2 separate regions of the Homo sapiens genome follow, and region 2 is linked to region 1. A link is a loop called in an ENCODE intact Hi-C map of the cell type or tissue named here. Cell type or tissue: left ventricle myocardium inferior. All regions are shown on one strand. Each heading gives the region's core, and the rest is flanking DNA. Links, peaks and the distances in the headings are about the cores only.

The links. Peaks named below come from ENCODE experiments on the same cell type or tissue, not always from the same donor. Only the 100,000 strongest peaks of a DNase experiment are listed, where the experiment ranks them.
Region 2: a loop joins it to region 1, with 3 times the contacts of the local background. A loop is called at or near these places in 74 of 110 quality-filtered maps.

The regions. Positions count from the first base shown.
Region 1 is chr6:29,830,295-29,846,722 of GRCh38, forward strand. HLA-G (major histocompatibility complex, class I, G) reads left to right here. Exons shown (of 7, transcript NM_001384290.1): 6 at 84-116; 7 at 474-727. The coding sequence ends at 88. It also overlaps the pseudogene HCGVIII-2. Among named protein-coding and RNA genes, the nearest start is that of HLA-G, 11 kb to the left of the region's middle. RefSeq lists an enhancer at 14,667-15,866. In left ventricle myocardium inferior, for the core only: CTCF peaks have their summits at 4,722 (motif pointing left) and 4,937; a DNase peak (open chromatin) is centred at 4,708; H3K27me3 peaks cover 7,921 bases.
Region 2 is chr6:29,734,254-29,748,586 of GRCh38, forward strand. The region is part of intron 1 of HLA-F-AS1 (HLA-F antisense RNA 1); the gene reads right to left. It also overlaps a transcript of HLA-F not described here, the pseudogene MICE and the pseudogene HCG9P5. Among named protein-coding and RNA genes, the nearest start is that of HLA-F-AS1, 7.6 kb to the right of the region's middle. RefSeq lists an enhancer at 14,095-14,333. In left ventricle myocardium inferior, for the core only: a CTCF peak has its summit at 3,967 (motif pointing right); a DNase peak (open chromatin) is centred at 4,008; H3K27ac peaks cover 1,478 bases.

The sequences.
Region 1 (16,428 bases), core at 1-8,000:
AGGGTCCAAGACTAGGAGGTTCCTCTAGGACCTCATGGCCCTGCCACCTTTCTGGCCTCTCACAGGACATTTTCTTCCCACAGATTGAAAAGGAGGGAGCTACTCTCAGGCTGCAAGTAAGTATGAAGGAGGCTGATCCCTGAGATCCTTGGGATCTTGTGTTTGGGAGCCCATGGGGGAGCTCACCCACCCCACAATTCCTCCTCTGGCCACATCTCCTGTGGTCTCTGACCAGGTGCTGTTTTTGTTCTACTCTAGGCAGTGACAGTGCCCAGGGCTCTAATGTGTCTCTCACGGCTTGTAAATGTGACACCCCGGGGGGCCTGATGTGTGTGGGTTGTTGAGGGGAACAGGGGACATAGCTGTGCTATGAGGTTTCTTTGACTTCAATGTATTGAGCATGTGATGGGCTGTTTAAAGTGTCACCCCTCACTGTGACTGATATGAATTTGTTCATGAATATTTTTCTGTAGTGTGAAACAGCTGCCCTGTGTGGGACTGAGTGGCAAGTCCCTTTGTGACTTCAAGAACCCTGACTCCTCTTTGTGCAGAGACCAGCCCACCCCTGTGCCCACCATGACCCTCTTCCTCATGCTGAACTGCATTCCTTCCCCAATCACCTTTCCTGTTCCAGAAAAGGGGCTGGGATGTCTCCGTCTCTGTCTCAAATTTGTGGTCCACTGAGCTATAACTTACTTCTGTATTAAAATTAGAATCTGAGTATAAATTTACTTTTTCAAATTATTTCCAAGAGAGATTGATGGGTTAATTAAAGGAGAAGATTCCTGAAATTTGAGAGACAAAATAAATGGAAGACATGAGAACTTTCCACAGTACACGTGTTTCTTGTGCTGATTTGTTGCAGGAGAGGAGAGTAGATGGGGCTGCGCCCAGTGGGTGCTCAGGCCACCATGAACTTTATGTGGTCACTGCTCAGCTGGGTCATCTTTGCTGCTCCATTGTCCTTGGCCCTTCAGTAGAACCTTGTCCCACCAGGACCTGTGATCACATAGACTTGGATATCACCTAGGATGGTCCCTACACGTAGAAGTTCCTGTGTTATCAGAAGAAAAATTTTCAGACCCCTACACCTCTTCCCCTCCTTCCAGGTCTCTTTCAATTGTATTTTCCATCTTTTTTTTTTTTTTTTTTTTTAGATGGAGCCTCACTCAGGCTGGAGTGCAGTGGTGCAATCTCAACTCATTGCAACCTCCACCTCCCGGGTTCAAGCAATTCTCCTGTCTCAGCCTCCCTAGTAACTGGGAGTACAGGCACATGCCACAATACCCAGCTAATTTTTTGTATTTTTAGTAAAGACGGGATTTCACCATGTTAGCCAGGATGGTCTTGATCTCCTGACCTTGTGATCTGCCCGCCTCTGCCTCCCAAAGTGCTGGGATTACAGGTGTGAGCCACCATGCCTGGCTTCCCCAACCTTCTTAAAGGAAGCAGATTCTGAAACTTCCCGAGAGGAGAGGTCCCAGAGTTTTTCATTGTAGTTTACTTTCTGTTGGAACTCCTCTTCTGCTCTCTCTCCTACTCTTCTTCCTGCCCTGAGTTGTAGTAATCCTATTGCTGGCTCCAAACCAAACTCATGGATTTGTAAAGCAGAGTCTAATTTAGATTCATATGTGGTTGGATAATTGGAGCCATAAGCCTTGGGTTATCTTTCCTCAAGAGACAAATATGGTTGTGTGCTGCAGTGTGCAGGAGGATTGGTGTGGGAGGAGGGAGGGAGGGAGGACACAAAAGCAGCCCTGGTGAGAAAAGCACTGGTGCATTTATATCCACATGAGATAATATTGTTCCACAGCGGCTACAAAATGACATTTGGCCTGAGTCTACATTAATAAAGATATTGCCTTTAGAATAGGGGGGCGCACTACAGTAATCATCCATTCAAGTGGCATTTGTTGTCTGCTAGGTATTTGACTGTTTTTGCATTTAGAAAACATCGTTAAAGTAAAAACAGAAAAATTTCTGGCCTTGTCGTGTATACATTCTAGATGCAAGCTTGTCCAACCTGCAGCTCTCGGGATGCATGTGGCCCAGGACAGCTTTAGAATGTGACGATTTTTTTGCTTATCTGTAGTGGCAGATATCATGAAAATTATCCATGCATTTTTTTTCTTTTTTCTATTTTTTTCTGCTCATCAGCTGTCATTAGTGTATTTTTTGTGTGGCTCAAGACAATTCTTCTTCCTATGTGACCCAGGGAAGCCAAAAGATTGGACACCTCTGCAGGCAGATGATATAGTATAAGCAGAGTAGGAACAGAAAATGCTTGAGTTAGAAGGTGGCAAGTGCTGTGTGGCAGGTGATCCAGAGGGTGGGCTGTGGGTACAGGGAGGTGGCTGTTGTGCTGGGTGGTCAGCATGGGCCTTGTTGCAAATGTGACCTTGGAGTAAAGATTTGAGGGATGTGAGGAGTTGTCTACACGGATGTCTCAGAAAGTTCTTTTCAGGCAGGGAAACCTTCAGTGCAGATGCACTAGGGCAGGAAATTGTCTGTGTTCCTGGAAGGAGGAAGAGGCCAGAAGTGTTGAACAGAGAGAAACTGAAATGAAGTCAGAGGTGTGCCCAGAGCAGGTTGCCCTGGAGGGTGTGGGAAGGATGTTGACCTTTGCTCTGAATGACATGGGGAGTTAGAGGACAGTTTTGGAAAGTGGGACATGGTAGGACTTATCCTTTGAAAGCTTCTCTCTGGCTGCTGTGCTGAGAACAGAATTGAGAGGTGGGGGACTAGTGAGGCAGTGGGAAAAACGGTGGGAAAGGAGTGCAGTATTCCAGGATGGAGACGTCGCTTACCTTGACTGGGGTGTGAGCAGGGGAAATAGTGGGAAGTGATGGGATTCTGGATGAATTCACAGCACTTGCTAATGGATTTATCTGTGGTGTGAGAAAGAAGAATCAAGGACACCCACAGTATTGGACTGAGTGAGCAGAAGGGTGGAGCTGCTGTCAATGGAGATGGGGAGACTCTGGCAGGAGCATACAGAGGAGAGGGCATTGCAGGCATCCAGTGGAGGTGACATCTACGAGGAATGAAGGTGAGGGGCCCAGATGCCTCTGCAGCTACAGATTCATCATCCAATCACTATCCTACTTCCACCACCCCTGTGTCTCAGAGCCAGAGCATTGATTCTCCCCTGTGCTGTCTGCACAGGTAGGTGAAAGTCAGGGAAGTTATGGTCTGCTGTTGGTTATAATAAGTCACAGATTATTGTGCTTTCTCAGATAATTAAAGAAATAATAAGAGAATTTGTAACTAGAACACTTACTGAGAAGACCACAATAATGCAAAGTTTTTTATTCATCTAAAGAAGGCAACAGAAGAAAAATAGTTGAGCAAGAAAGATAATATTAGAAGGCAGTAAATGAAAATGGACAGACTTAAACCCAATGAGGTCAACAATGACATTAAACGTAATGGACTCAGACACTCCAATTACAAGACAAATAGTGCAGAGGGATAAAAATAAATAAGTAAATAAATAAATAACCGTAGGCTATTTACAAAAGCCATAATTTCAGTAGAAGGTACAGAAAAGTTGAAAGTAAAAAGATAGAAAAGAAATACCAGACAAACATTCATGAAAGACCACATGGAGATGCCATTTAGAAAAATTACAGCACATGAGTCTCCTGAGACATAGAGTACATGTAGACAGCTCACAGTGTCTTTTTCCTTTTTTTCAGAGACAGGGTCTGTTGCCCAGGTTGAAATGCAATGGTGATATCAGACCTTACTGTAACCTCAAACTCCTGGGCTGAAGCAATTCTCCTGCCTCAGCCTTCTGAGTAGCTAGGACGAGAAGCCTGTGCCGCCACACCTGGCTATAATGTCTCATTTTCTCATTTGCTGTGGTGTGAACAAGGAAACAATATCATACCATGTATTTGACTTGCAGCAGGTACACAACAAATGTCAGGTGAATGAAGAAATAAAACCACTTAGTAATCCAAGCCATATCCACATTTACATTTTACAGGTGAGGAGCAACATCCCAGACAAGTAAAGTAAAATAAATTGATTTACATCATCCAGAGCAGAATCGAGAACACATTCCCTGTGCTAAAGGAATCAGAACTCTACTAGGGGTCATAGCAGATATCATGCAAGTCACATATGTTAATTACTAGAACTGGAGTTGATACATTTTGAGATATACTAAACCAAGGGTTTGGAAGGATTAACTGAATGCAGAAATAAAGGAAGAAAATAGATTTGTTTAAAAGATGGTTAGAATCTTTAAAGAAACAACATCTTTTTAAAGTGGCCTTATGTGGACCAAAGCAGAGATGAGCTCAAATGTCAGGTGGGAAAATGCTTGACTAAATGCAGCTCTAGACCCAAGGGAGACCTAAAAATCCTGGGACATTTTCGGTTGTCACGTGGGGATTGGTGGGAGGGGGTGAGTGGGGTGCTGCTGGCAAACCTCCCACAATGCACAGGACAGACCACAAGGGATTCTCTGTCTCAAATTCTTAATAGGGCTGCTGTTGAGAAACCCGCCCGAGAGGTAAGTGCTGTAATGTCCTCACCATTTCACAGATTAAGAAACTGAGGCACCAGGAAGAAAAGTGTCAGTAGGACCAGAGCTGAAGGTTGAATCCAGGCCACCTGGCTGCAGGGTCTTGGCTTCCCTGGTTAAGTCAGGGACCCAGGAGCCCACCACAAACAATCCCAGCTGCGCGGTGCCTTCATGGTCTGTGGCGCCCCCTGGTGTTGACACTGGGCCTGTGGCCAAATGAGGCTTGAGGGAAAAGGAAAACGGGTTTAGGTAGCGGGATCTCCTTCAGGCTCTCCAGATTTCAAGCCATGACTTACACTCAGAAAAAATAATGTTCACCTTAATTATCTCCCCAACCCTGTTTTTCCCAGTTCCGGCCAGTACCCTCCCTCGACTCCATCAACATCAGTACCTGCCAGATGCCCAGCACCCACCATGTGAGGAGTGAAAATGCCCCAGGACTAAAGGACAAGATGACGTTCCACCCCAGCCATCCCGCCCCTCCTAGAGCTCTAGCTCTGTGCATTTAGTGCTTAGGCTTTTAACCTGGGGTCCGCGAACCCACTTTCCCATGACACTGCGTGCAGAAGTGATGTTACATGCACACATGACTTCATTACAGGACATTGGATATTAATATTCATCCGATCAACTGGGGGCCCAAGATACCACTCTTCCCCCAACAGTTTGTGATCCTCTGAATTAAAGAAAGGGCAGAGATTGAGGGAGGCCCTAACTCCAAATCTTCTACCACTTCTAGGGAAGTGCTGAAAAGAAGTGCAAGGTACTCAACCCGCTCTGGGAATACAGCAGGAAAGCAGAGTGTTCATGGATTTCGAATTCCATCAAAGAAATACAACTTTGGCAAAATATCCAAGTCACTTTTCTAAGCCCCAGGCAGCAGCTCAAAACAAACAACACCAAAAACAAAACAAAATCTCGGCCCAGGTGAAATCATTGAAGACATAAAACTTTGTGAGACCTGTATTTAGAGCGAAGGACAATTCAATTTAGGGCTGCAGCAGAAAACCCCTACATCATATTGGGTTTTTCCTCATCATGAAGTTCTCCTGGAGGGACCTTCTCCCTTCAGCAGTGCATAGTGAGGCCATTTCTGTGTAAAAAGATAGAATCTCCTTGGATTCCTGATGTTTACATTTACTACTCACTTCTTTGACTTTGTAGATGCCAACTTCACATTCAACATCTTTCAATTATTTTCTTTACTTTGTCTAAGCAGAGAATTTAAACTTGTTTCTGAAGCAGAAAACCAGGGACTGGTTATTTGAGCTATCACCCCACTCTGTGGCTCTCTTATGCAATAAGCATAAGAGATTGTGGGCCAACAGAATTTGTAGCAAGATAAACATAAACCCTTCATTTCAGCCTATGTTTCTGTTTGTCTGGTGATGTTCCAGTCTTGCTCCAGTCTTAACATTTTAAAAAGTATAATTTTACTTAAATTTCATTTTATAGGAAGTCATATGTATTCATTTCTGTTAGGTTTCTCAGTGAAAGCCTCCTCAAAACAACTGTGAAGTAAAGACATGTAAATAAATTCATGGTGCTCCCATGTATTCGTGCTCATTGCATCTTACAAATGTGTCAGCCCCACTGCAACAGATGGTGCATCAACAAATGGTGCTGGAAACCTGGATATCCACATGCAAAAGAATGATGCTGGACAAAATTTATGCCCTTCCATTACACCCTTTTCAAAAATTAAGTCAGAATGCCTTAAAGAACTAATCTTAAGAGTTAAACCTGTAAAACTCTTAAAAGAAAATACTGAGGGAAAGTCTTATGGTCATTAGAATTGGTAGTGGTTTCTTGGCTGGTGACCAAAAGTACAAGCAATAAAAGGAAAATGACAAATAAGACTTCATCAAAATGTAAAAACTTTTTTGCATCAAAGGACGCTATTAAGAGGTGAAAAGAGGCTAGGCGCAGTGGCTCACGCCTGTAATCCCAGCACTTTGGGAGGCCAAAGTGGGTGGATCACCTGAGGTCAGGAGTTCGAAATCAGCCTGGCCAACATGGCAAAACCCTGTCTCTACTAAAAATACAAAAATTAGCCGGGCGCAGTGGTGGGCACCTGTAATCCCAGCTACTCGGGAGGCTGAGGCAGGAGAATCGCTTGAACCTGGGAGGCAGAGGTTGCAATGAGCTGAGATTGCACCATTGCACTCCAGCTGGGGCATCAGAGAGAGACTCCGTCTCAAAAAAAAAAAAAAAAAAAAAAAAAAAAAAAAAAAAAAGTGAAAATAAAAGAAACTGCATAGAATAAGATAAAATATTTGCCAATCACATATCTGATAAAGAATTAATATCCAGACTACATACAGAACTACAACTTAACAATAGCAAAACAATCTCATTCAAAAATGGGTAAAAGACATGAATAGACAATTCTCCAGAGAAGATACACAGTAAGGACATAAAAATAAGGAATTCCAATAAGGACATGAAAATATGCTCAGCTTCACTAGTCCAGGTGTTGGTGAGGATGTGGAGAAAATGGAATGCTTGTGCACTGCTGCTGAGAGTGAACAACAGTGCAGCCATCATGGAAACAGGATGACGCTTTCTCAAGAAGGTAAACATAGAATTTCCATATGAAGCAACAATTCCACTTTTGGGTGTATACCCCCCAAAAATTGAAAGCAGGTATGCACACAGATAATTGTACAGTCATGCTCATAGCAGTGCTATTCCCAATAGCCAAAAGGTGGACGCAACCCAAGTGTCCATCAGAGGATGATTGGAAAAACAAAATGTGGTGCATATACACATGGAATATTAATCAGCCTTAAAAGTGAAGAATATTTGGATTGGATGGAACCTTGAAAACACGCTAAATAAAATAAGCCAAAAAAAAGGCAAATATGATATTTCACTTATATGAGGCACCTAGAATAAGCAAATTCACAAAAACAGAAAGTAGAATACAGGTTACCAGGGGCTGAAGGCAGGAACAATGGGCAGCTGTCATTTAATGGGTACAGTCTCTGTTGGGATGATGAAAATGTTCTGAAAATGCATGTTGGTGTTTGTGTAACCACCATCAATTGTAAATGTGCTTAATGCCAATGAATTGTACACTGAAAAAAATTGTTAGAAGGTAAATCGTATAGTATGTGTGTTTTACCACAATTTTAAAAATATATATCAACACCAAATCCAATCACTTCTCACTCCTCTGCCACCTCCACCCCAGAACCATCCTCACTAGGATAGAAAACCGGAAGGGCCTTCCAGCTGGGCTGCCTGCTGACTCTCATGCCCACTGTCCATCACCCACACAACAGAGAGAGCGTGCCTTTCCAATGGGAATTAGGGCATATCCTATGAACGCTCCAGCTCCTTCCCTTCTTAGGCACAAGGAAACCCCAGTTTCCCACCATTTCCTATGCACTCCTTATCACAGGGTCCCCTCTGGCCACTTTGGCCTCATCCCATTACTCTCAGCCTAGCTCATTCTTCTCCACTCACACCAGTTTCTTGTCTACTCCACCCTGTCTCTACCACCTGCCCCTGCTGTGACTCCCACATGCATGTGCTGCCCAGTGATCCACATGGCTCACTCCTCACACCATTAAGGTCCCTGCTTAAATGTCCCATGGTCAAGTGTTCAGAAATGTCTTGTCCAGTGACCTCTTCTGAAATCTATCCCCTGCCATTCCCACCACCGCCACCAATCTTCTAACCCAAGCATATTTTTCTTAATGGCAATTATCAGTGATACTATGACAGGTTTTATTTGTTTATTGTCTGTTGATTTATTAAGGTTACCAAGAAAGAAAGAACCAATAGCATAGGTACATAGATGATAGATAGATAATAGATAGATAGATGATAGATGATAGATAGATGTTAGATGATGATAGATAGATAGATAGATAGATAGATAGATAGATAGATAGATAGACAGACAGATAGATAGGTGATTTATTGGGCTAATTGGCTCACACAATTATGGAGGCTGAGAAGTCCCATGATAGACTGTCTGGAAGCTGGAGAACTAGAAAAGCCAGTAGCGTGGCTCAGTCCAAAGTCAAAGCCCTGAGGACCCAGAATACAGAACAGGAGGATAAAGGGGCTCACTGGTGCAAAAGTCAGAGTCCAAAGATCATCGAACCTGGAGTTTTGATGTCCAAGGCAGGAGAAGAAGGGTGTCCCAGCCCCAGTTCCAGAGAGAGAGACAGAGACAGAGAGAGACAGAGAGACAGAGACAGAGAGAAATTTTACTTCTATCTACCTTTCTGTTCTATCTGGGCCACTAGGTGATTGGACTGTGGCTGCCCACAGTGAGAGAGCATCTTCCCCACCAGTCCACCCACTCACATCCCTTCCAGAAAAACTCTCACAGACACTGGTTTAATACTTACAATTTGAGTAGTCTATAATTTATTTTTTTGAGATTGGGCTTGCTGGCTGGAGTGCAGTGTTGTTCATGGCTCACTGCAGCCTGAATCTTCCAGGCTTAAGCAACCCTCCCACCTCAGACACCCAAGTAGCTGGGACTACAGGCATGTGCCACCAAGCCCGGCTAATTCTTTTGAATTTTTTGTAGAGACAGGGTTTCTCTATGTTGCCTAGGCTGGTCACAAACTCAGGGGCTCAAGCAATCTGCCAGCCTGAGCCTCCCAAAGTGCTGGAAGTACAGGCATGAGCCACCATGTCCATCCTGAGTGTTCTATGAATTTTTAAAATCACAACCATAGAAGAATCTTCATGTACAAACATGCTTGTCAAAATATTCTTTACCAAAAGACAAGATGAAAGCACATGGATCTAAAAGAACCCTGGTGACTTCTCCTTGTTTGAGATGGGATGCAGCTTCTAGAAGTGTGTAAATTTTATGCAGACTTTATGACATGGAAAACTACTTTCATAATAATACATTCAAAAAGCAACTTCAAAATAACCCACAACCACTCTGGGAGGCCAAGGTGGGTGGATCACTTGAGGTCAGGTGTTCAAAACCAGCCTGGCCAACAAGTGTAACCCCATCTATATTAAAAACACAAAATTAGCCAGGCGTGGTAGTGCACATCTGTAATCCCAGCTACTCGAGGGGCTGAGGCAGAAGACTCACTTGCATCCGAGATGCAGAGGTTGCAGTGAGCCGAGATCATGCCACTGCACTCCAGCCCCTGGGGGACAGAGTGAGACTCCATCTTAAAAAAAACCCCAAAACTTATGAATGCAACTTTCTACAATGAAAGCATATATAAAAATATATACATAGAAAACAAAAGAATGGAAGTCAGCATCACTGCAGAAGATAGCTCCAGGGATGACCATTCACACTGCAGTCCAGGAAGTTTCAATAATATGATAGCAGTGGTTCTTTGGAGGGGAAGCCTGGGTGATATTTCTTTCTTCTCTGCATTTTTTTTTCTTTAAAATTCAACCAGGTGTTGATGTGTGCATTTTAAATTCTTCTGTAATCAAATACATTTTCATATTTCTAATGTAGAAACATGTATTTTTAACATTCAAAATAAAACATTTGAAGTAAAATAACAATGAAAAGTGGCTGAACACTGTGGTGGGCACCTGTAGTCCCAGCTACTCAGGAGGCTGAGATAGGAGAATGGCTCGAGCTCACGAATTTGAGGCTATGGTCACACCTGTGAATAGTCACTGCTCTCCAGCCTGGAGAACATAGTGAGACCTCATATTTAAAATAATAATAATAAAAAGAAGTTCAGATCTCCTTCCAATCTCAACCTAAAACAAATTTCTCATTTGAAGTCCATATGGCAGAAATGCCTACTGATGGCTCCTCCAGAGAGTAAAAAAAATATTGTTCCTCTACAATCCATGACTCATCCTTCTGTTACAGTGTTCACCTGGGCAATGAAGTCAACACTGAGAATATCATCAATTTATGGAATACTGATTATCTCTTTTATAGATATATAAATTATAATTATGTATATATATATTATATTATAATATATATAATTACCATCACACCTGAGAGAGTGAGATGGATTCTTTTCTTCCACAGATGAAAATCTGAGTCCCTGAGAACCTAGGGTTTTGGTATGGGTTCACTGAAAATGTTGGCCTTGAGAATTAGGAAACAGCTTCCTGCAGGCCTGCCTGGATGTGAGCCACACCAATGGAGTCTCCACAACAGCAGGAAGAGCAACTGAGAACCCTGGAAGCTTCACACTTGTAATGTTCCATGTCCAGCGGCATTCAGTTGATGGATGGGCCAAGATAAGAATACAGCTCCTTCCTTCAATTGGGGGTGGCAGAGGGGTGAATCAGTCAGCTACACATAATGTGTGTGGTGTTTCTACAGATATCTTTAATTACTCTGCTGAGAACTCCACCTCAAATGTACAAAAACTCTGTACTCACTGGTAAGCAGGATCCTTTTTAGGAAAGCAAAGGACTTTGCTGACTTAAGCAAAACATTTTCTCTCCAAATGAATTATCCTGATTGGATAATCTCTTACTCCCACTGAAATTAGCCCCAGAGTTGCATTTGAGCATTTGGGTCAAAGACAGAAAGTCATTTTGAGGGTTGGGCCTGGCTGATCTTGGACAATGTTCTGAAAGAGGGCTTTCTACTTGCAGAAGAACAAAGGTTTGCTCTGGGTAGGAGATGATGTCCTGAGAAGAAAAGACAGATAGGCAGATTCTCAAGCAAACTCAGGAGTTTACTATACAAAAGATTTTGGAATACCTTCCTCAGCCTCTTTTTCATTGTGGTAAAATACACATAAACACAAAGGATACCACCGTAACCATTTAAAGTGCACAATGCAGTGACAATTCGTATGTTCACAATGTTATGTAACCATCATCACTCTCTAGTTCCAGAGTGTTTTTATCACCTCAGGGGGAACTCTGCACCCATTAAGCAGTCACCCTCCATTTCCACCTGCCAGCAGACCCTGTCGCCACAAATCCACTTCTTTCTCTATCGACTTGCCTCTTATGAATATTTCACAAAAATGGGCTCATAAGTTACGTAGCCTCCTGTGACTGGCTTCCTTCACTTGTCTTGTTTTCAAGATTCAGCAATGTTTTAGCATATGCCAGTGCTTTATTCATTTTATGACCAAATAATATTCTATTGTAGGAAAAAACTATATGTTGTTTCTCCATTCATTGGTCGATGGACATTTTCTTTTAAATCAAATAGGAAAAACAAGAGAGGAATTACAAATATATATATGTGTGTGTGTGTATATATATATGTCTTGTAGGGTTGAGACAATCTCAGTCAGCTTTTTTTAACCTGTGAATGTCGTGATTTCTCCATCATTTCTGAAGGAGAGTTTTGCAGACATACAATTCTTGGTTGATAGTCCTTTTACTTTCTCAGCTTTAAATTTGTCATCCCAACGCCTCCTGAACCCCATGGTTTCTGATGAAAATTTGTATGTTAATCTTATTGAGGATCCATTGTACCTGAAAAGTTCCTTCTCTGTTATTGCTTTCAAGATGGTCTGTTTGTCATTGGTGTAGACTGGTTGATTATAACGTCTCTCAGTGTGGACTTCTAAAATTCTTGCTGCTTAAAATGTATCAAGTTTGTTGGATGAGTAAAATTATATTTTTCATCAAATTTAGGAGATTTGAAGTTATTATTCCTCCAAATAGCCATTCTTCTTTTTCTCTCTCCTTTCTTTGAGGATTCCCAAAATGCATATGCTTGGTGTTGTCTCACAGTTTTCTTAAGTTCTGTTCATTTTTCTTCATAATTTTTTTTTATTTCTGCACCTCAAACTGGATAATTTCAATTGTCTTACCTTTAAGCTTGCCGATTCTTCATTCTGCATAGTGAAAGTTGCTTTTGTAAAAAAGTAAATAGTAAATTTACTCTAGTAAAATATAGTAAAAAATAGTAAAATTACTCTAGTAAATTTTTCATTTCAGTTATTGCACTTTTCAGCTCCAAAATTTCTATTTGGTTTCTTTTTAAACTTTCTATCTTTTTATTGATGTTCTCTATTTGAGTTAAGATAGTTCTTCTGATTTCCTTTAGTTTTTTGCCCATAGTTTCCTTTAGCTCTGTGAACATATTTAAGCAGTCAATTCAAAGTTGTTTGTCCAGTAAGTATGTTCAATGGCCTTTCTCAGGAACAGTTTCTGTCAATTCCTCTTTTTTCTTGAGAATGGGTCTTACTGTCTAGTTTAATTGCATACCTCATTTTTATTTTGAATACTAACATGTGGTGACTTTGAAAATCATGTTTTCTAAACTATTTTTGTATAGACTGTATTCTTTATTGTGTGTCATCACTGAAGTCTCTATTCTGTAAGCTTAGTGGTCAACTCATGATTTGATAGATATTTCCTGAAACATCTTCAGCCAAAAAGAAATAAGAAAAGAAAATTCAATCTTTTTATCTGGGCTCTCTGTGTGTTTTGGGGCATGCCCTCAACACTCTGCTGGGCAGTTTACAATACTGCTTTGGCCTTCATTTCCTACTTGTGCAGATATTGAAAGTTAGCAAGAGGTGTGAACACAGGGCATTCTCAGGTGCTTTGTGAGTCTGTGCGACATACTGGTCATGGAGGAGGCTATACAGATTCCCAGGGATATGGAAGCTTTTCAAAACCCATATTCCCATCTCACTCACCCAGTTTCTCCTCCAGGCTTTTCTGTATGTCTATTACCTTTCTCATGTAATATATTTTTGCCCCAAGGGGGCAGCTGCTGGTTCAGTGGCACTTAAATGGTTTTAGCAGATGCCCTCTGCCTCTGTGACCTAAGAGAGTTCTGAGTAGGGAAAATAAATGCAAACCATTTATTTTCTTTTTCTTTCTTTTTTTTCTTTTTTTAGACAAGGTCTTGCTCTGAAGCCCAAGCTGGAGTGCAGTTGCACGATCCTGGCTCACTGTAGCCTCAACCTCCTGGGCTTAAGCAATCCTCCCACCTCAGCCTCTTGAGTAGCTGAGACTACAGGCACATGCCATAATGCCCAGTTAATTTTTGTATTTTTTGTAGAAATGGAGTTTCACCATGTTGTCTAGGCTGGTCTCAAACTCCTGAACTCAAGAAATGCACCCAGCTGAGCTTCCCAAAGTGCTGTGATTACAGGCATGAGTCACCATGCCCAGCCCAATGTAAGCCATTTCTTATCATCCTTCACGGAGTCACCCAACAGGAAAAGGTAGACAACCACAACACTTTGAGAACATGGTCCACTCGGCTCCCACTGGCATTGGAGCCCACACTAAGGAACCAGGCTGCTGTCTTCAAGATCACTACTGACTTGAACAGGGAGGAATGGGCCAAGGGTAAGATATGGTGCCACAAAGCTCTGCTCCTGAGTTCCAGTTGATTTTTCTGGACTTGCTAGGTTGCAATAAACCTTTGATGATTTTTCAGGGTTCCAATGCAGTTGATTCTTTATCAACCCAATCAGAATATCTGGTGGTAGGTCCAGGAATTCTTGCTTTAACAGCTCTCCGAGGGAATTTTTTTTTTTTTTTTTTGATGGAGTTTTGCTCTTGTTGCCCAGGGTGGAGTGCAATGGCATGATCCCGGCTAACTGCAACCTCTGCCTCCCGGGTTCAAGCGATTCTCCTTCCTCACCTCCCGAGTAGCTGGGACTACAGGCGCGAGCCACCACACCCAGCTAATTTTGTATATTTAGTAGAGACTGGGATTCTCCATGTTGATCAGTCTGGTCTCGAACTCCTGACCTCAGGTGATCCCCCCACCTCGGCCTCCCAAAGTGCTGGGATTACAGGCATGAGCCACCATGCCCAGCCAAGGGATTTTTTTTTATAGTGATGTTTTACAAGCACATTGTCTCTGTGCAGAGGTGGCCCTTGGAGTTCCTATGCCACTATGTTCTCTGATGTCACTCCTCAGCCACCTTTGAATTGTGCTTATGCATCAGAATTCCTGATCTGCTAAGTACTTCCAGGAAACTCATTCAAATGGTAAACATCATTAAGCACCTACCTTATTCTGGGTACTGTGCTCTATGGAGTTGAGCCTCAGATAAAAGACTCAAACTTCCTTGGACTTCATAGAAGTCAAAGGTGGGGGTGGGAAGATAAATAAAGAAATTATAGCACAGCATGTTATGTATTTTACATGACTTTTTTCTTTGAAAGCTACATTATTAATATTTTATGACAGTACTGAGTTACATATACCAAAGATTACAAATTAAAATTTATGCTTTCTTTCTCTCTTTTGTTCTTACATATTTCTCTGTTCTTGTAGATATTTTGAAATTGGGTATTATGGAGACAGTGCAACAGTTTCATTTATATGATAATGTTTTGTTTTACCTTTATTCATCAAAGAGAGATTTGTCAGCTGCAAATTTCTAGTTTGACATTGGTTTTCTCTCAGATCTTTGATGATTATGTTGCTTCTGGCTGCTGTGGCTGACAGGGGATAGTCAGTTACATTTTAACCAGTTGCTTCTTAGAGGATCTGTGTTTCTCCTGTGGCAAATTTTAAGATATCTGTTTCTCTTTAACATCTTCTGTTCCAGTGCAGTATGAGTAAATGTGGATCTCTTTTTATTCACAGTGCTATGATACTGTTAGGTATGAGTTCTAAATTTCTCTTAAAATAATTAACATGTCAGTATGTTCAATTCTTTGCCCTCTACTTTTAAACTTAACTTCCTCATAAAGCAACCTTTTTTGATCACCTGTTCCACCCTGACTCATCCTGATTACTTGCTCCAGCCTGACTCATTCTGGTTACCTGCTCCACCCTGACTCATTCCAGTCACCTGCTCCACCCTGACTCATTCTGATTACCTGCTCCACCCTGATTCATCCTGATTACTTGCCCCAGCCTGACTCATTCCAGTTACCTGCACCACCCTGACTCATTCTGATCACCTGTTTCACTCTCTTTAAATTAGCCAATCTGAATTAGTTTAGCCTGTGCGGTCTAACCCTAGCCAATAGGGGAATAACACAGCAGCAGGGGCCACGTGCATCAGGGATAAGAACCCCTTCCCCTTCCTTGTCCAGGGGTGTGCTCACCATTGCTCCATCTGTGAGGGCACACCCTTGTATAGAAGTAATTGCCTTGCTGAGAAGAAAAAAAGAAAATTTTATATTTGAGTGCTATTTCTTTGTGGCATCAAGACTTTATTTACAATAATACATTTCCTTAATATTTTAAGATAACCTCTTTCTGGAATGCCTCTTTCCATTTACTCACTTCTCTTCTTCTAGGAATTTAATTAGAGAAGAATTAAATTAAACCTCATTCAACCACCATATACACTGTGGAATCCAAAATAATGGCCTCACACATATGTCCAAGCCCTAAGACGCAGACCATTTAGATATGTTACTTTACACAGCAAAAGGGACTTTGCTGATATGATTAAGAGCATGGACCTTTAGATGTGGAGATTATTTTGTATTATTTGAGTGGCCCCAATCTGATTGCATGATTTCTTTAACCTGGAGATGACTGGAGAAATATGGGTCAGATGGAGTGCTGAATTTCATCTAGAATAATTTCTTAATCTAGTAAAATAACATCATCTCTGTTTTTTATTCTTTAATTAAGTGGCAAAATGCATTAAAAGGTTTAAAGTTTAAATATCCTTGCATTCTTGGGCTATATACCTTGGTCAAGACAGTCTGTTTATAACACATTGGTTAATACAGTCTACTAATATTTTTCTTAGAATTTTCACATCTAATTAATTAAAAGTGATTTTCCTATAATAGGTAAATAGTAGAAGGGGGTAAGTCTCTTATTTTACAAATTATTCAAATAATACATGAAAAGAAATGGAAGACTGAGACTACAACTCTTTGCCATCCGTAATGAATGAACAGATCTAGCCACTGAACAGCAATGACAATTTTCATCACCAAAGGGAAATAACCAGTATTAAACTCTTCCCCTTGTTGAAAAACATGATATAGTACCACCAAAACTCACG
Region 2 (14,333 bases), core at 1-8,000, 96 kb before region 1:
TCCTCTGCTGTGAACTCCACCCCGGGCATACAAAAATTATATACTCACTGGTAAGCAGGATCCTTTTTAGGAAAGCAAATGACTTTCCTAACATAAGGTCAAACATTTCCCTCCAAATGAATCATCCTAGTTGGATAATCTCTTCACTCCCACTGAAATTGCCCCAGAGTTGCACCTGAGCATTTGGATCCAAGACAGAAAGTCATTTTGGGGGTTGGGTCTGGCTGATCTGGGAGTGTTGTGAAGAAAGGCTTTCTACTTACAGAAGAACAAGGGTGAGCTCTGAGTAGGAGATGACATCCTGAGGGGGAAAGACAGATGGGCAGATGCTCAAGCAAACTCAGGAGTTTACCATATAAAAGATTTTGGAATCTATTCTTCAGCCTCTTTTTTACTGTGATACAATATACATGAACACAAAATTTACCACTGTACCCATTGTACAATAGGTGTACAATGCAGTGACAATTAGTAGGTTCGCAATGTTATGTAGCCATCATCACTCTCTAGTTCCAGAGTATTTCATCACCTCAGGGGAAACTCTGCACCATTAAGCAGTCACCCTCCATTTCCTCCTGCCACCAGACCCTGTCACCACAAGTCTGCTTTCTTTCTCTATAGATTGGTCTCTTCTGAAGATTTCACAAAAATGGGTTCATGAAATATGTATCCTTTTGTAGCTGATTTCCTTCACTTATCATGTTTTTGAGATTCAGCAATGTTGTAGCATGTATCAGTATTTCATTCCTTTTATGGCTAAATCATATTCCATTGTAGAAATACACTACATGTTGTTTATTCATTCATTAGTCAATGGGCATTTTCTTTTAAACCAAATAGGAAAAACAAAGGAAGAATTAAACACCAAAAATATACATGTTACTACTAGCTTTTATAGGACTACTATATATAGTACTATATATATATGCACACACACACACACACACACACACATATAAACACCAAAAATATACATATTACTACTAGCTTTTATAGTATGACTACTATATATAGTACTATATATATAATTTCATAGTAGTACTATATATAGTTATATATATGTAGTACTATGTATAGTCATATATATGTATATATATGTATATATATGTGTGTATATATATATATTTATATATATATAAAATCCATTATTTCTGAAGGAGAGTTTTTCCAGACACACAATTCCTGCATGACAGTCTTTTTTTTTCTGACCTCTAAATTTGTCAACATTCCAATGCCTTCTGAACTCTATGGTTTCTGAAGAAAACTGGGCTGCAATCTTATTGAGGATCCATTGAACCTGAAAAGTTCCTTCTCTGTTATTCATTTCAATATGCTCTGTTTGTCATTGGCTTTTGACAGGTTGATTATAATGTTCTCTTGGTGTGGACCTCTTTAAATTTAATTTTTTTTGCTGCTTAAAATTTGTCAAGTTTGTTGGATGAATAATGTTTTTCATCAAATTTGGAAGGTTTGGAGTTATTCTTTAAATAGTCATTCTTCTCCTTTCTCTCTCTCCTTTCTTTGAGGACTCCCAAAGTGCATGTGCTTGATGTTGTCTCACAGATCTTTAAAGTTCTGTTTATTTTTCTTCATAATTTTTTTTCTTTCTGCTACTGAACTAGAGAATTTCAATTGTCTTATCTTCAAGCTTGCTGATTCTCCATTCTGCATGGTGAAATTTGCTCTGGAGCCCCTCTAGTGAATTTTTCATTTCAGTTATTGCACTTTTCAGCTCCAAACTTTTTATCTGGTCTCTTTGTAAAATTTCTACCTTTTTATTGATGTTCTCTATTTGGGGAAACCTGCAACCACCATCTTCTGAAGCTCTGCCCATGTCAAGAGGTCTGTGCATACCTCTCTCTTCCATCCCCCAGTTTTCCAACTTTATTTTGCTCAAGTTCCTGACTGACCAAGCAACCCATGAGCCACTGCCCATGACTCATTCATTCATGCACTACTGGGGCATCATTTCACACCCTCCACCTTGCATGGGCCTTTTTGGGTTTTGATTCCTAGTTCCTGGCTCAACAGCCATTTCCAAAGCTGTTCTTGCGTTAGCTCCCAAGCCTACTGCTCTTGTTGTAGATTCTCCTCTTAATGTCTGAGTCACAGCATTTATTTCATAGATTTTTAATAATTGGACTAATTTTTTCCAATGCAGCATTTCTAAGGACTTTCAGTAATGGAGATTCTATATTAGCTTAGAGAGAATTGTTTCAAAACATCAGAAATGTATACTTGAATGAAGGACAACATGCATGGAGAAAGGTGGACAAACCATAAGTGGGCCGTGGATTTTCACAAAGTGAACACTCAGGTAAATAGCAGCCACATCAAGGAATAGCATTTCCAGCCTCCAGGAAACACCATTGGGTTCTACTTGGTCATAAATCACCCTCCCCAACCCTAGAGCAGACACTTTCTTGATTTCTAATATGATAGATTAGTTCTGTCAGTTCTGGACACAGTCACTGCCATGTCCCAGGTCTTGCTGTGTGTGGTCACTATCACTCCCGTGGCAGTCAGGTGCTCAGCTTTATAAATAGCTCACACTTCTTGTCTCTCCACTGTTGATAGACATTTGTGTTGTATTCAGAGTCTACAAATCGTGCTGCTATAAATAATATTTTCATATATTTTGGGACACAAATGCATGCATTTCTATTGGTATATAACAAAAAGTGGAATTGCTGGGTCATAGGTGATTAGAAACTTGGTTTAGTCTCTCAAAAAACAAGTTTCTACTGAATAGATAACTGGTGGAAGAGGGTAAATCTTTTATTTTAGAAATTATGCAGCTAGTATATGAAAAGAAATGAAAGACTGAGACTTTTGCAATTTGTAATGAATTAACAGATTTAGCCACTGAACAGCAATGGCAATTAACATCACAAAAAAGAAATAACTAGTATTGAATTCTTCCTCTTGATGAAAAACATGATATAGTACCATCAATCCTCATGGCAAAAAAAAAAAAAAAAAAAAAAACCCTGAATAGACGCAAACCTCTATAACAAACTACCAATTTACAGAAAATACAGGTCATAGAGATACATTAAACCACACCTTGGGGTGCAATCTGCAAAATGCAAAGGACAGGAAACTACCAGACAATATAAATTTCAAGCAGGAATCTATGGAATAAATGAGGATAAAAATATACTCTTAAAGGTAAAACTAAACTATAACTTTAGATGATAAAAATATAAAATTGTACAAAGAAGTGATGGCCATGTAAGCCAGGATGTGCTTTTATTTGAAGAAGAGAAGAGTTTATCATTGAGCTGGGGCAGTTGATGGGGCTTCTAGGTCAGCTGCCAAACTTCTCCCTCTCTCTGATGGTTAAAGGGTGTTTACTTTTGATTAAAGGGCACCATTTTTAGATCTTTTATCTTTTATGGTACCCGTGGGGTTTTTTATGACAAAAACACTAATAAAGAATAAAATAGTATGTGACATATGGTTCTTGTTCTGCATCAAGCCTCCTTCCCACCCTCCGCTCCAGACACTGAGCACCCAGAACTACTGGCAACCCCAGGATACTTGGCAGGGCTACCTTACATCTGGGTGTGTGTCCAGCTCACATTGCCAGAGGCAATGTCCAGGGTCTATTCTTTGAGGCCTAGATAAACCTGACAGGACACAGCTGAGGGAAAAGCCTGGCCCCACTCTGGAGGCTCTGGCCATCGGTGTAGAGGGGACAGGTCCTCACCTCTCCACAGGTGCAGTTACAGTCAGAGCTTCTTCTCTGCATGGGAGTGAGGCTTGGTCCTTCCCCCAAACACGGGGACAGTGATCTCTCCAGAAGTGGAGATGACACCATTCCTCCTCTAACATGGTCCAATCTCGTGCTTGTTCTGCTTTACAGGAAAGTTGACTCATACTGGTGTCCAGTGAAGAAACCCAGGCGCATAAGAGGGACAGTTGGATCTCAGGTTTGTGCTTGATCTGGAAAAGGAAGAGCAGAGACCACTAGGAGGCACCACTGCACTGCTCATGAGCCCAGGAGGTGGATGCCGGGGCTGAGCTCAGGGTGGAGAGATGTCATTGCTCATCCTCCAGGTTCCAGGTGAAAACCCACCTGCCCAGCCCATCTGGTTCTCCCTGGTTCTTCAATTCTAGGGAGGACTGTCTTCTTCTCACCTCCCCGGACGATGCTTCTTGACACAGGAAAGAGGATGTGCTGCTAGGGTCATCATGTCCTGGTTTATTGTGTTGTCAGTAGAATGAAATCAAAATACATACTTCATAAATAATAAAATAACCCATAATAAGTAAACATTTACAATTTACTCACACCATTGAGGTTTCCTCCAGGTGTGAGCACAGCTGCAGACACACCTTGTCGCTTCAGTCAGGACACAGGACAGAGTAAAATGGGAAGAAACCACAGTCACTGCAGAAAGGGCCCCCATGGAAGAGGCCTGGCAGGGAGGCCAGCTGCCCCAGGGCCACCATATTTAGAGATGACTTCCCCTTTCTAGGCAGGACTGGGATTTTAAAATTCTTTTTGTATTCATAGTTGTTCTGAAATTGCAGGATGATGAGACCCAGCACTGGTGAGTTATACTGTCTCTTTCTTCCCTATTAAATTCTGTGCCAAACAGCACCTTCATATATTTATCTCCTCTTCCTGGAGAGAATAAAAACAATGGAAAAATTGAACCATACAAACATACTTTAAATATGTGCTGTCAGAAGTAGCTACTAAAGGATTAATTCCACCAAAGTGAGGGAAGGTTTGAAAAGAAAAACATTGTATACCCATATTCAAAGCAGCATTATTCACGATAGCCAAGACAACACACACCAACACATGAATGAAGAAAATGTGGTATATATCGACAACGGAATATCATTCAGCCTTAAGAAGGAAACCTGGTCACAGGCTGCAACAGGGATAAACCTGAAGGACACTGCTAAGTAAAATAAGCCAATCACAAAGAAAACCCAATACTGCACATTTCCATTTATATGAGGTGTCTAAACTGAAAGTAGACTAATGGCTGCTAGGGGCTCGGTGAGGGGGATGGATGAATGTTTGTTCAATGGGCATAGAGTTTCAGTGTTGCAAGATGAAAAGTTCTAGAGATCTGTTGCACAACTATGTATTTACAGTTAATACTGTACTACTGTATACTTTAAAATAGTTAAGATACCAAATTTTACATAATGTAGTTTTTGGCCCAAGGAAAAGACTAATTAGCCCTGTTACTAATTTAGGGAAAAAGTACATGAATTCATTAAAAATATATTAGTATGCGCTTACCTTAGATACAGAAAACTATGAGACAAAAAGAGAGATCCCTGCTACCCCAGCTATCACCCATGAACCAGGAAAATCAGCACCTCCTGAAACTAGACAGAAAGGCTCACAGGCCCAGCCTTGACATGTTGAATCAGTCTGCATTTTGGCTGGAACCCAGGTGGCTCCACTGCATGTAAAGCACCTTCCCAGATAGTGATGGAGGGAGATCCTAGGACAGTGACTCTGCTCCACGGGGAGAAGCCTCCAGTCCAGATGGGAGCAGCCAGAAGGGCCCAGGAGGGACATTTCCAAGAAGATAAAATTAACAGAATGTCCAAAGTGTCCAACGTCTTGAAAGAATCATACAAACAAAAGAGATATCAAACTTAAATTAATGAGAGTTAATAAAATAAACAAAAACAAATGCAAGTATTAACTCCAAGAAGAACCAATGTTGTACAGGCAGTGAAAAGTAGTCCAGTTGACATATGAGAGGATTAGTCATGGTAAAAGAAACAAGAGATGGCTGAACTAAACATAATCACTATATAAATATACTGGGAAGAGTGAAAGAGAACAAGTACTCTTAACTGTTGCATCCACCATTGCGCTGTGCAACAATGGGTGCATCTGAAAAAAATCAAGCAATAATAATAAAGAAATGGTAGTTAGAGATACAGAAGTAAAGTCAAAAGAATCAGCTAAAAAACTTGAAAGTGGTTGGCCCCTAGAAAGGCAGAAATTGAGAAGAGGCAGAGAGGACTCTCATTTTTCTCAAGAGATTCTGCACAAATATTTGACTCTTTCAATTGTGCACAATTATAAATTTGATTAAAATAAAAACAAAAGCTTCAGTGAATATGCAAGTTTATGTCTAATGACAACCGCATTCAACAATGATATTTAAGGGTTAACTAAAATGTGAAAATACTTAAACATGAAATAGGCATGTATAAATGTGTTTTTGACACCAAACGTGAACACAAATGTGAAATAATACACCTGTAAACACATCTCTGGATAGATAGCCCACGATTGAATTCTCTACCCCACCTCCTTTACTGGTTGACCTGTGAACACAGGCAGGCAGTGGACCAGGACCCAACTAGGTTCCTTCATCCTCTTGCTTCTAGGCAGGCCTTGCATCCACTTTTGCTGCACAGAGGGCTCCCATCCCTGCCTTGGTCCGTTTCACAGGTGATCCCATAACTCTCCCTGCCACCACTGCCTTACCTGAGTGGAGCCGAGGCTACCCTGACCAAGAAGAGCACCACCCATCTGTGCCCCAAGGCCAGAAAGTTAAAAGGAACCTCACAACAGGGTCAGGAACTATCCCACCTCCCCATCTACCAATCAGTCTGAACTGATAATGGGAGATGCTGATACTTGCTTTACTCATCCTCATTCCCAGTTCATTTATTCTTCATTAATTCAGTCCAATCTCCCCAGGGGTCACTTAACCCCAGAAGCAGACTGATCTCTATTCTTCTTAATCAGGAAAGTCCAAAGCACTCCCTGTCCTCTCCCTCATATCAGACTTCAGCTCTGCATCTGCAAGATGCAGAGGTCCTCTGCAAGGCAGGTGTCTTCCCACAGGGTCAGCCCCTAAACACTGGCTGCAGATGTCCCCCTCCATCCCTTCCCAGCCCTTTCTGTGTTGCTGTGAATCTGTCCATCACCGAGAACTGGTGGGGAGATGTGGGGGAGGTGGGGAGATTTCTTTGTGCTGTGTCAAGGCATGAAGACAGACCTCTCCTTCTCTCTTGAACCTCATACTCTATCCCTTCCCAGACACTTGAAATAAAACACAGACCAGAAATGTCTACTTAAAGGGTAAATTTCTATAGTATAAAATTATGAAGACATAGTAGATATGAGGTAATGCATGAGAGTGTGACAGGGTGAGGGGACCTCAAGGTGCCAGGAAAGCTGGTCCTGGGCTCCCCAGAAGGAGCCGTAACCAGGACACTCACTCATAAATCTCATTTATAATAATAATACAATGACCGCATATGTAATATATTAAAATATAATCAAATGATAACAAAAATAATGTGGCACAGCTGCAAACCCCTCATATATACTAACGCTTTTCATCCACCCAACCACAAGAAATAAATGCTGTTAGTTTCCCCATTTCATAGATGAGGAAACTGAGGCACCAAGTGGGAAAGTGCTGGTGAGACCTGGGCAGGGAGTTGAATTCTGGCCATCTGGCTGCAGAGTGTAGCTGCCCTCAGTGGAGCCAGTAGACCCAGGAGTTGACACCAGAGACTGAAATCCCAGCTGTGCACTGCCCTGGTGGTCTCCTGTCCCAACCGGGCGTTGATCCGGGCCTTGCAGGCTCACGTGCTCTGCAGAAAATAGAGAAACCAATAAATGCTCCCCTGGGTGCAGAGTGCTGCTTTTTACTCCCTGAGGATTTCTCCCTCCTCAGTCACTCCAAAATCAGATTCACCCTTTCTCTGAGGGAAGATGATGCTCCCACATTTTTCTCCCTCCTATGGCACTTTTCCCAGCCCCTGCCAGTCCCCTCCCATGACTTCATGAAGATCAGCACTTGCCCTGTGCCCACTATGCACTCTGTAAGGACTGAAAGGGCCGCAGGACTAAATGACAAGACTCCAGAAGAAACTCAGTGCCCTCCCCTCCTCTCAAGCCTGGCCAGCTCGGACACAGTGGGAGGCCTCCCCAGAGAGAGGCCCTGGCTCCACGTACTTCCAGGCCTGGGCTGGGTCACACACAAGGCCTTTCTCTCCCTCTTTCCCCAGGCCCTCCTTTCCTGCAGAAGCACCTGCACACCAGGGCAGGCCCTGCCCACTGTGGGTTCCGCCCTCCACCTACAGCTCAGTGTTCCTCCCCTTCCAGTCCTGAGCAGGCAGCTCCTACCTGGAGAGCCCACCAGGAAGCCCAGCAGGCCTGTCAGGCCCAGGATGGAAACACGTGGCTGCCATGGGGTCTGCACCTGACCTGACCCTGGAGACCCCCTTGCTCAAGAAGGCTCTGCTTCCCTTGACACCCAGGTCCATGACCTGCACTTGGGATGCCCTGCTCCTGCCTGGTCCACTCATCCCTGGAAATCCAGCTCCACCCCAGGGCTGCTGCTTGGTGAGGCTGCAAGGCCTTCCTGTCTGGTTCCTAGCAGGGATTCCACCCAGGCCACTGCCCTCACACCCACAGAGGATCTTCTTCTTCTCCCTATGGAATAAGGGATTTCTTGAGACCCCTCAGCCTGAGGCTGCCTCCGCCCACTCTGCACCTGGGGATTGCCACAGCCACAGCCACCATCTCCCACATGGACCCTTCTAGAGAGAGAGTTTCAAATTTGAATTCCTGTTCCATTCAATATGCTTTACAGCATCGGTATTGGAGGAAATCCTATTAAGAATATCCAGCTGAAATTATGAACATCTTTATTGGACATCAACATTGAAAGCAGGAATTTTGAGAAATTAGCATGTGATTTTCACAACCTTTTTCTGGCCAATGCCCCAGTGACCTACAAGGAAACCTTTACTGCCCACAGGGAACCAGAACTGACAATTCCTCTACGGGAGATGCTGCAGGTGAGAGCAGGAGCAACCAGACCTGCACTGCCCCTGCTGTGGGTGCCCCAAAAAACATGGTCCTGGGGACTGTGTTCCTGGGGGCTAGACAAGGTAACACTTGGACATATGATGAAAATAGGGACCACAGCTGCCCTGACAAGGAGCTGGTTCCTGCTTCCCAAATGGCCCAGGGATGTCTGCTTATATACTCCTCCATAACATCTGCACAGAAACTCAGGGAGGCAGGGCCATGTGGTGGGAACCTCCAGTGATGCAGAGGACATGATACCCCCAAGACAGCTCCTGGAGGAGGCCCATGGGGAGCTGCAAAGTGGACAGAGATGGCTGTGTGCACTCAGGACCCTCCCTGTTACAAGGGGACCTCAAAGGGGCTGCACAGGCAGGCCTCCCAGTCTGGGCTTCGTGGGTCTTTTTCTTGGTGTCCTCCTGATGGCTGGAGAAACAGGAGAGAGGGATGCAGAGAGGAAGAGACTAGGGGCACCGCCTCTCCTCAGATTCCTCTCCAGTTTCTAGCCCCTCCCCAGATCACAGCCGCCTTTACTATTTACTCCCACTGAAGCCATGATCATCCAGGCCCTCAGCAATCAGCACGTGATTCTCAACTCACCCCACCTGGACGCACCGTGGTGAGCCCAAGAAACAAGAGAGACCAGGATGGGGACAGAGCAGGTGCCACAGCCCTCCCTGCTGCCCACTCCTCACCTGCAGCAGGAGGAGGCCACCGCTGGACATTTGAGGGCCGTGGCCCAGCCCTGGCTTGGGCAGGACTTAGGGGTGTAGATGGAGATGTGGCTCCCATTCCCCTCCCAAATACCCCAATGTCCATCCCCTGTTCCAGGACCTTGTTACCTACATGTCTATCTGTGCAGGAGCTATGAGGGGACCCTGCTGCCCAGAGAGGAGTCCTTCCATCTCCAGCCACTGCCCCGTTTTCTCACCTGGACTCTGCAGCTGATGTTGTCTTCTTCTTGCACCAAAGGACACAGAGAATACTACTACTACTACTAATACTAATAATAATGACAGTAGCAATAGCAGCATACAGAATGGCTGCCATTGACTCTGAAGCACCAGGGCCTTCTCTAAAAAAAGGGCCTTGTGACACACTGAGCACGCAAAGCCACAGCCGTCCCTGCTATCCCCACCCTGGCCTGACCTCCCTAGGTCGAAACCCTTGAGAGTTGCCCCAGGCTCACCAGAGGGCACAGGGTGAGTGCTGTGATTCCCTCTGTGTCCCATGTAGCAGGTGAACCTCTGCTCCTCTCCTCGGGGAATCCTGGTGGCCATGCAGGTCTGGTAGGTCCCATTCCCATTGGGCAGGACACCCCTAGACTGCTGGGCATCCTGGCTCAAAGATGCCTCATCCTGATGCCAGGTCAGAGAGATATTCCAGGGATAGAAGATGGAGGCCAGCACATCATGGTGACATTGCCTTCTAAGGCCCCACTGTGCATCTCATTCACTGTGGGGGTCATTGGAGACAAAAGGGCAGAGCCAGTGAGGCATGTGGCCAAGCCTTTCTCCCCTCTAAGGGAGATGCAGGGAACAGGACTGGTCCTCTCTATTGTTCTGACTCTCGCTGAAACCCACACTGACCCCAGACCTTCTGCAAATCGGTCCTTACCTGGGGTCCAATTCCCCTAGGCTTGCTGGAAGATGGGCCTCAGGACTGTGGCCTCACACTCTGGGACTCCGGCTTTGATGCTGAGGAGAGGGTTGTCAGGGGTGGGCTCCTGGGTCGTGGGGCTAGGAGGTAGCTCTCCAGGATGGGCAGGCTGGGAGGCAGATGAGGCAGCCCTGGCCTTGAGGCCTTCCTTTCCTGCCTAATGCCCACCCCAGGTTCAGGCTTCTATAGGAGGACCCACTACTTTCACAGTACCTGTTTTTCTGATACCTCCAGAATTTCAGATATCACCATAGCTTTTGCATGTAGTCTGCCTGCACAGGGCAATAGTGTGTCTTGGTCTGCATGGCATTTTCCTCCCAGAAATTTGTGACATTCATAGCCAAAGTCTGAGTTCTGGAGGACCGGGGCACTGTCCATTACTGAGTCTCCAGGTTGGGAGAGAGGAAGAGCTTCCCATATGTGTAGAAATGCCTAAAGCCCCTGGTGCTGCTGGCTTCCTGATCTCACAAACCCTAATCTCCTGGAGGGAATGCAAGGCTGCCTGCCCCTACCCAGCAGTGACTTCTCCATTCCAGTCCAAGTGAGGAACTCGGACCAGGAAGGACCCCTCCCTGGCCCTCTTCCATCCCTCCCTGTGTGGGCTGAGCCCCGCTGAGCACCATTCCTCACCCCTACTCACAGCCAAATCCAGTGGGAAGAGACAGGTCCTGCTCTCTGCCCCCAACTCTCCTGGAAAAGGCCTCTCCCATTACTCTTGCCCACTGCCCACTCTCACCTCCTTTCTGGCCCTTGATATGAGCCAGGGTCCTCCTGAGCTCCTGCCCATTCTCTGTCAAGTCTTCAGTCTCTGTGTCCCAGGTCTCAGCTCCCAGGACTGCTTCTGCCCACTGTCCCCGGGGCCCTGCCCTGCCTTTCTGCCTGTCACAGAGCAGGAAGAGCTGACCATCCAGATGTCCCTCAGCGAGAAACCCTGACTGCACAGATCCATCCTGGGACAGCACCGTGAGGTTGTAACAAAGACTGTGGGGCTCTGGGGAAGAGGAAATCACAGATGAAACTTCTTCCTGGAAGTAACTTCACATCAATGTTTAACACACAGGTCTGCTGTCCCGACCTTCCTGAGGAGGCAGGAAATGCACACGGGCAAAGGGACAAGAATGAGGATTTCAGACGCAAGGAAAACTGGGAAGGTGGGAGGATAGAGGAGGGGACTGAGGAACAGAAGAAGGGGGAATGGGGATGGCAAACTTGTAGGCCAGGTGCCAGGGCAGGGCAGCCACAGGCCCCCTCAGGATATAGGGAGGAGGCCAATGGAAGGGGCTGCCCTGCAGGTTCAAGGGAGGAGCATGAAGGCAGTGGTGGAAGGAAGGTCTTGCCAGAGGGGAGAGCAGAAACTGTAAGGGACCCAGGCTCAGAGGGACCCATGACCACCATGGCTGTGGTGCACAGGTGAGGGTGAGATGGAGGCAAGGTCCACTGCCTTTGAGGAAGGCTCAACATGGACAAGGTGGGGGCAAGGGAGACTTGGCTGTGAGGCAGGAGGGGCAGGTAGGCTGTGGTGCCAGAGACGTTTTCTACGAGGTCCGTATCCCAGGGAGAAGCAATGGTGTGGGCTTCAGAGTGGCATGGCAATGCCCCAAGTAGGGAGGTGGATGGACCAGTTGGTGTCCCCTGGGGTGGGCTGGTGGCAAGGGTCTTAAAGAGTCAGTGCATCTTTTCAACAAATGGTGCTAGGAAAACCAGATGTTCACATGCCAAAAAAAAAAAAAATGAAGTTGGATCCCTAACTTACACCACATATGAAAATTAACTAAGAAAAACATCAAAGACCTAAACTCAAGAACTAAAACTGAAAAACTCTTACAATAAAACATAGGGAATTATCTTCATGCCATAGAATTTGATAGCACTTTCTTGGATATAACACCAAAGATACAACAACAAAGAAAAAATTGATAAATTGGACTCATCAAAATAAAAAAGTTCATTAAAAACACAATAAACACAGTGAAAAAGCAACCCCCAGAATGAAAGAAAATATTTGCAAATCATATATATCTGATAAGAGATTAATATCCAGAATACATAAAGAACTCCTACAACTCAAACAGGAGACATTCAACTAATACAAAAGTAGGCAAAGGACTTGCATAGCCAATTCCCCAAACAAGATGTACAAATGGCCAACAGACACATGAAAAGACGCTCAGCATCAGCAGTCATTAGGGAAATGCAAATCAAAACCACAATGAACTATTACTTTACACCAATTAGTTTGGCTATTATCAAACACACACACACACACACACACACACACACACAGAAATATCAAGTTTGGCAAACAGGTTGCGAAACTGGAACCTTTGTGTAATGCATTTGGAAATACAAAATAGGGCACCTGTTATGGAAAACAGTGTGTTGATTCCTCCAAAAATTAAAAAATGAATTACCAGCTAGGTGTGGTGGCTCACGCCTGTAATCCCAGCACTTCGGGAGGCTTAGGCAGGCAGATCACGAGGTCAGGAGATTGAGACCATCCCGGTCAACATGGTGAAACCCAGTCTCTATTAAAATACAAAATATTAGCCGGGTGTGGTGGTGGGCACTTGTAATCCCAGCTACTTAGGAGGCTAAGGCAGGGGAATCACTTGAATCCGGGAGGCGGAGCTTGCAGTGAGCCGAGACCGCGCCACTGCACTCCAACTTTGGCGACAGAGGGAGGCGCCGTCTAAAAAAAAAAAAAAAAAAAAAAAAAAAAAGAAGCAGTTGGACACACGGCCTGTGTTGGGTCTGGGTAGAGGAGGACAGATGTGCAGGGCAAGGACTGGAGGATGGGGTGAGCATGGTGTGGGGGTGACCCTGGGGGAACTTTGGTTAGGGTGAGGACAGGAGGGGAGGGTGCTCTGAGTGAGGGTGGGGCTTGGGAAAGATGAGAACTTGCTGAGGGCCCAAGGCAGCTGGGCAAGAGGTAGGAGCAGCACAAGGTCCCAAGGCGGAGAGGGGCGGAGGGACCAGGGAGGGATGGTCCAGCACCCGTGGGCTGGAGTGGGGGGTCCTCAAGAGGGTGGGGCTGAGGATGAAGGAGTAGGGAAGGGGCCACCGTGAGGCAGGGCCCAGAGCAGGCACCTGCACTAGAGGGGAGGGGGCATCTGCCCTGCCCTGTGCCCTGCCTAAGGCCCAACCAACATTAGCACTAGGGCTCCCCTTGGGTGGTCTAGAGGGGAGTGGGACGGAGGGAAGACCCTGGGACAAAAGGCGGCACCAGAGAGTTAGGGTCAGGGAGAGTTGGGAGTGGGAGGCATAGGGGCAGCCCTGGGTTAAGGCTGCTTCTAGGAAAGGCCCATAAGGGAGGCAGGAGGGACCTGCGGTGGCGGGGGCAGGGGATGAGGCAGAGGACATCCTAGAAATGTATCAGAGAACTGCAGATAGGAAGGGGTAACAGGGAGCTGGGAGGGCAACAGGACCCAAGGTGCCCTGAGGGCAGGGGAGGAGGTGGGAGGGAATCTGGTGTCCTTAGATCACTGGAGTTAATAGTAGCAGGGAAGGATGCAAGACAAGAGAGGATCCCCGGCAGCGGGAGGCCAGGGGAGAATGAGCTGGGGATGAGAGAAGTCGCAGGAAGAATCCTCTGCCCGGAGCCTGCAGACTCCAACCCCTCAGCGTGAGGGTCAGGAGCCCCACAGTCCCCACAGCAGCAGGAAGCACTAGCTCCGGGTCCCGAGAAAGGAGGGCCCCAACTCCAGGAGATGCGGCCCAGGAGCTGAGAACACGTCGGCTCCGGGAGAGGACAGGGCTTCAGGGACCTTAGGGCCGCCCCCAGCACCGGGGGAGGTGGCTGCCTCAGCGGCCGCGCTGGAAGGGCCCTCGAATGCCATTCACAGGAGCAGCC